Linked DNA regions of Homo sapiens: region 2 is linked to region 1. A link is a contact called in ENCODE Hi-C or POLR2A ChIA-PET data. All regions are on one chromosome and are shown on one strand. The core of a region is the stretch at or near the end of the contact, and the rest is flanking DNA. Distances in the headings are between cores, read along the strand shown. Region 1 has its middle 48 kb from the start of PTGIS. Region 2 has its middle 34 kb from the start of B4GALT5.

Region 1 (2,700 bases), core at 95-2,594:
GTAGCTGGGACTATAGGCAGGCACCACCACACCCAGGTAATTTTTGTATTTTTAGTAGAGACAGGGTTTCGCTGTGTTGGCCAGGCTGGTCTTGAACTCCTGACCTCAGGTGATCTGCCCACCTCGGCCTCCCTAAGTGCTGGGGTTACAGGCATGAGCCACTGCGCCCGGCCACGTTGTATGTTTTTTTTTTTAACACAGGAGATCCCGGGAGGAAAAGAAACTGAGGCTGCACAAGACAGGCAACTGGGTTCCAGTAGTACCAATTGTGTGCTCACTCTCTGTGTGACCTTGGGCACGTTAGAGGGACATTCTGGGCCTCAGGTTTTACATCCCTAGAATGGGCTCCTCGGGTCCCAGGTGACTTACATGTTGAGGTGAGCTCGTCCTGGGTGGGAGAGGTCCCCAGGACAGGGCAAGCTCCAGCACAGAGCCAGCTTCTGTTTGCGATTGTCCCAGGCTGTCCCCAAGGAGGCCATCAGGCCCCACCAGTCTCACGTTACTGCACTGACAATCCTGCCTTGCTCTGAGGTTCACAATCAGACCTGGCTGGTCCCTTGAGGCTCAGTCCTGAATGCTGCACTTTGCTGGGGGGGTTGGGGGGGGATTAGAGCTTTAGAGTCTGAGGGGCTTCCAGGTCCAGGCAGAGGCTCTGGAATGACAAGGACTTGGATTTCACCCTGGCTCTGCCACTTCCTGGCTTGGGGACCTTGAGCAAGGACTTTACCTCTTTAGGTCTTAGTTTCCTCATCTGCAAAACAGGAATCACCATGCATCATGATCATCACCCGCTATTGAGAAGATTAAGTAAGAGAATAGCTGTAGAATGCCTAGCACATATTAAGTGCTCAATAAATGCTAGCTGGCTTGCCCTATCTATCTGTCTTGCTTATAGAAACCGAGTTCTGCTTAGGAGGCTCTCTCTTCTTGTGTCCTGTTACCTGGGTGGAGCCTGGGCCCCTGGGGCTCTGATGGGCAGCCTTGTCCTCCGCCACACCCACAAGAGTCTAGTCCTGTGGGGCCCACAGCCTTCCCCACTGTCTGCACTTACCTGTCCCGCCTTTCTGCCCTCCGGTCTAAACTCGGTATCAGCAATTGGCCAGGATTCTACCCAGCACAAAGGGAGGGGCACTGCGGCCTGGGGCTTGCACGAGACAGCAGGTGCACCGCAGGCCAGGGAGGGCAGGGGACTTGCCAGAGGCCACACAGCACAGGGAGGAGGGCAGATTTGGGGGTAGTTTGTCACTCTGGCTTCTGCAGGACATCCAGCTCATGTGGCAGTGGCTGTGCTTGGCAGCTGCTGGGCAGGGCACCAAGGACGGACCCTGGGGCGGCTCCTGGCTGCCGGAGGTTAGCTCTGGGCCAGGCCTGGTGACTCAGCAGACCTACTGATCAGGGCCTGGTCGTGTTCCCCACAGTCCCACGGTGTAGGTCCTTCATGCCTGCCAACACCCAGTGTCACCTAGAGGTCGTAGGGCAGAGCTTAGCAGATGGGGAGCAGTGCTGGCTCCAGCTGGCATTGTTCTATCCCCTCCAGCCCTGCAGATCCCACAGCCCAATGGGCTGAGGCTGAATCCTGGCACTGTCTCTACGTAGCTGTGTGACCTTAGGTAAATCATTCAATCTCTGAGCATCAGTTTCCTCATCCGTGAAATGGGGATAATAATGCCTATGCTCTTTGATAGGAGGATTTAAAATGCAACTGTCTGGGCATGGTGTCTCATGCCTGTAATCCAAGCACTTTGGGAGGCCAAGGCGGGAGGATCGCTTGAGTCCAGGAGTTTGAGACCAGCCCTGGCAACATGGCGAGACCCTGTCTCCACAAAAAATAAAAAAAATAGCCAGGCATGGTGGTGCGTGCCTGTAGTCCCAGCTACTCTGGAGGCTGAGGTAGGAGGATCGCTTGAGCCTGTGAGGTCGAGGCTGCAGTGAGCTGAGATTGCACCACTGCTCTCCAGCCTGGGTGACAGAGCAACACCTCGTCTGAAAAACAATGACGACAACAACAACAATAACAACAACAACAACAAACCAATCAAACAAACCCCCCCCCCCCCACACACACACACACACACACAACCACCAAACCCTCTGGAGGCTCCCACTGCACTTGGAAGAAAGCGCTATTCCCTACTCGCAAGGCCTTGAGAGGTCCAGCCGGCTCACCTCCGCGGGGCCTCCCCTCCCCGTTCTCCCTTTGTTTTCTCTACTCCAGCCTCTCTGGCCTCCTCACTGCTCCTCTGTCTCCCTGAGCTTGTTCCCACTCCGGACATTTACCTTTGCTGGTCCCTCTGTATCTAAGTCCCTGGAGGTACCCAGTGCTATGTGGGTGAAGGGCAAAATAAGGCCAGCTTTTAGTAGCCAGTTTCTCATTCACCCATTAATGCATTTCTTCATTTAAAATCATTTCCCTGAGCACCTACTATGTTGCAGGCCCCGAGGTAGGTGCTGGGGATGAAGCTGTGGAGTATCCTAGTTATATCAACTCTCAGGGTAAGAGGGGCTGACCCTTGACTACCAAACCTTCAGTGGCTCCCTATTGTCCCAGGCCAAAGTTCATACTTCCGATCTCAGAATGCTTGCTTTTCCTATGTGGGTCCAGGTGGCTGTGTTAGTAGCTCTCAGAGTCCCTGAGGCCATTGCCACTGCTGCCGAATTTTTTGTTTGTTTGTTTGTTTGTTTGTTTGTTTGTTTTGAGAT
Region 2 (2,928 bases), core at 128-2,627, 130 kb before region 1:
GAAACAAGCAGACAAGAATAGCTGAGGATGTGTTTCACAGCCCTGAGCATGCAAAACTAGGGCCGGGCGCAGTGGCTCACGCCTGTAATCCCAGCACTTTGGGAGGCCGAGGCAGGTGGATCACGAGGTCAGGAGATTGAGACCATCCTAGCTAACATGGTGAAACCCCATCTCTACTAAAAACACACACAAAAAAATTAGCTGGGTGTGGTGGCGGGCACCTGTAGTCCCAGCTACTCGGGAGGCTGAGGCAGGAGAATGGCGTGAACCCGGGAGGTGGAGCTTGCAGTGAGCTGAGATGGCGCCACTGCACTCCAGCCTGGGCGACAGAGGGAGACTCCGTCTCAAAAAAAAAAAAAAAAAAAAAAAAAAGAAGAAAAAAAAGAAAGAAAGAAAAACTAGAGACAATCTACATGTCTCCGAATGGAACATTAGATAAAATATGATGGCTGGAGGCCAGGCGCAGTGGCTCACACCTGTAATCCCAACCCTCTGGGAGGCTGAGGTGAGCAGATCACTTGAGACCAGGAGTTCGAGACCCGCCTGGCTAACATAGCGAGACCCTGTCTCTATTAAAAATATAAAAATTAGCCGGGCATGGCGGTGCACACCTGTAATCCCAGCTACTGGGGAGGCTGAGGCAGAAGAATCACTTGAACCCAGGAAGCAGAGGTTGCAGTGAACCAAGAATGTGCCACTGCACTCCAGCCTAGGCAACAGAGCGAGACTCTATCTCAAATAAACAAATAAATAAAAACAAGTAAATAAATACAAATTTAAAAAAAAAAAGAATATTTTGTGACACATGAAAATTATGTAAAATTCAAGTTTCAGTACCCAGAAATAAAGTTTTATTGGCACGTGGGCATAGTCATTTGGTTTTTTGTTGTTGTTGTTTTTGTGTGCTGTACAACAGCAGAGTTGAATAGTTGTGGCAGAGACTGTACTGCCGACAAAGCCTAAAATCTATATTATATGGCTATTTACCTAAAAGGTTTGTCAAGCCCCTGGCTTATTTGATTCTTATAACATTTTTATCCCCTTTCTACGAGTCCTATTTTTATCTACTATCACATATTTATTCCCTTTCTACCAATGAGAAGACTGAGAGAGAGAGGTCTCAGAGAGGTTATGCCATGCCCAGGGTCACACAGCAGAAAAAAGCTAGGATAAGAGCCTAGGAGCCCGGCTTCTGAGTTCAGGGCTTAACCCCAGGTTAGAGCCCTCCTAGCTCACAGCCTCTGTGCCTGGGACTCGCCCTGGGAATTCCCTGGCCTTCAACTCGCAGCCCTGTGCTGGTGGAGGCCCATCCAGGGTGAGGAACTGCAATGTCTCCTCAGATAGCCTCACAGGGCACCTTGCCAGGCCCTTTTTTCCTCTGGAGCCTGTCCTGGCTCACACAGGCCGCTCTGTGAGGCTGTGGGCAGGAGGCCTCTCTGGCCAGCAGTGTTCGGTTACTGCAGTGACATTCAATTGTTCCTAAGAGAGGAGGCCTGTTTTTGGCAGCTCCTAGACCTGGATTCCAGGAAGCTCTGCCTGACTCCCTTTCTGTTTGTTTCCCATCAGCGAATCTGCCTGTATCACTTTCCACCAGGTTACGTAAGTCAGCCTGTCGCTCTCACTCTGTCTGTCTTGCTGTTATCTTCTTATCACTCTCAGCACATCACCAGCCAGGGAGGAAGACTCAGGACTTAATAATAGGGGGATGGGACAAGACACAGGGCATGTCTGTAGTTTAGTGCTTCCAAGATGGACCGAAACTTCAGCTCTGCCCAGTTCCAAGGCTCCAGGGATGCATGTCTTACCCTAGATCCAGGGGCCCAGGGCCTCAAACCTGGAAAGTGATCCCTGGGGTGGCAGTGCGGCTCTGTGGGTGAAGGACCCATGCCTGTGTGGACACTAGCATAGTCCCTCAGCAGGCTAGCTTGGTAAGAGCTAGGAAAACAGAAAATGGATATTCAGACTCAAGAAGTGGATGTTTGAGTTCACATCTCAGCTCTGTCATTTACTGGTTATGTAATTTTGGGCAAATTTCTAAAACTGAGGCTCAGATTCTGCATCTGTACTATGGAAATAATAATAAAACCTCTCTTATTCAACATAATAAATTTTTTTTAAGAGACAAGGTCTTGCCGGGCATGGAGGCTCATGGCTAAATACAAAAATTAGCTGGGCATGATGGTGTGTGCCTGTGGTCCCAGCTACTTGGAAGGCTAAGGTGGGAGGATCCCTCGAGCCCAGGAGGCAGAGGTTGCAGTGAGCCAAGATCGCCCCACTGCACTCCAGTTTGGGTGACAGAGTGAGACCCTGTCTCAAAAGAGAAAAAAATAAAAGAGAGACAAGGTCTTGTTCTGTTGCCCAGGCTGGAGTATGGTGGCATGATCATAGCTTATAGCTCACTGCAGCCTCCAAGTTCTGGGCTCAAGAAATCTTCCCACCTCAGCCTCCCTAGTAGCTGGGACTACAGGCATGAGCCATTGTGCCCAGCTCGTAAAAATAATTACATCATTTAATACAAGTAAAGGGCTTAGAGCAATGCTTCGGCTCAGGCAATAAGGGCTCAGTAAGTAGAAGCAATTATTATTATTACTAAAATAAGAACTATTGTTATTGGGCCAGGAGTGGTGGCTCACACCTGTAATCCCAGCACTTTGGGAGGCCAAGGCAAGCAGATCACTTGAGGTCAGGAATTCGAGACCAGCCTGTTCACAAACATGGTGAAACCCCGTCACTAATAAAAATACAAATATTAGCTGAGTATGGTGGTGTATGCTCGTAATCTCAACTACTTGGAAGCCTGAGGCAGGATAATTGCTTGAACCCAGGAAAAGGAGGTTGCAGTGGGCAGAGATCGCGCCACTGAACTCCCATCTGGGTGACAGAGCAAGATGCTGAAAAAAAAAAAAAAAAAAGTCGGGCACGGTGGCT

Evidence for each region. A loop is a pair of places that touch in the nucleus more often than their neighbours do. ChIA-PET counts read pairs that join two places held with the same protein, here RNA polymerase II (POLR2A). Pooled maps may share reads with other maps.
Region 2: a loop to region 1 is called in a map of Right ventricle myocardium inferior, with 6 times the contacts of the local background. The contact joins two enhancer-like sites. A Hi-C loop is called at or near these places in 2 of 168 maps with a recorded cell type or tissue (OCI-LY7 and Right ventricle myocardium inferior), 17 of 37 single-sample maps with no recorded cell type and 11 of 50 pooled maps. POLR2A ChIA-PET finds 5 or more read pairs at or near these places in 2 of 52 experiments (OCI-LY7 and activated CD8-positive, alpha-beta T cell).

The regions. Positions count from the first base shown.
Region 1 is chr20:49,614,440-49,617,139 of GRCh38, reverse strand. No RefSeq gene overlaps it. Among named protein-coding and RNA genes, the nearest start is that of PTGIS, 48 kb to the right of the region's middle. Within about 2 kb of position 1,344, at least 10 of the 41 ENCODE cell types and tissues checked have a DNase peak (open chromatin) inside an H3K27ac peak, as active enhancers do.
Region 2 is chr20:49,746,605-49,749,532 of GRCh38, reverse strand. No RefSeq gene overlaps it. Among named protein-coding and RNA genes, the nearest start is that of B4GALT5, 34 kb to the right of the region's middle. Within about 2 kb of position 1,377, at least 25 of the 41 ENCODE cell types and tissues checked have a DNase peak (open chromatin) inside an H3K27ac peak, as active enhancers do.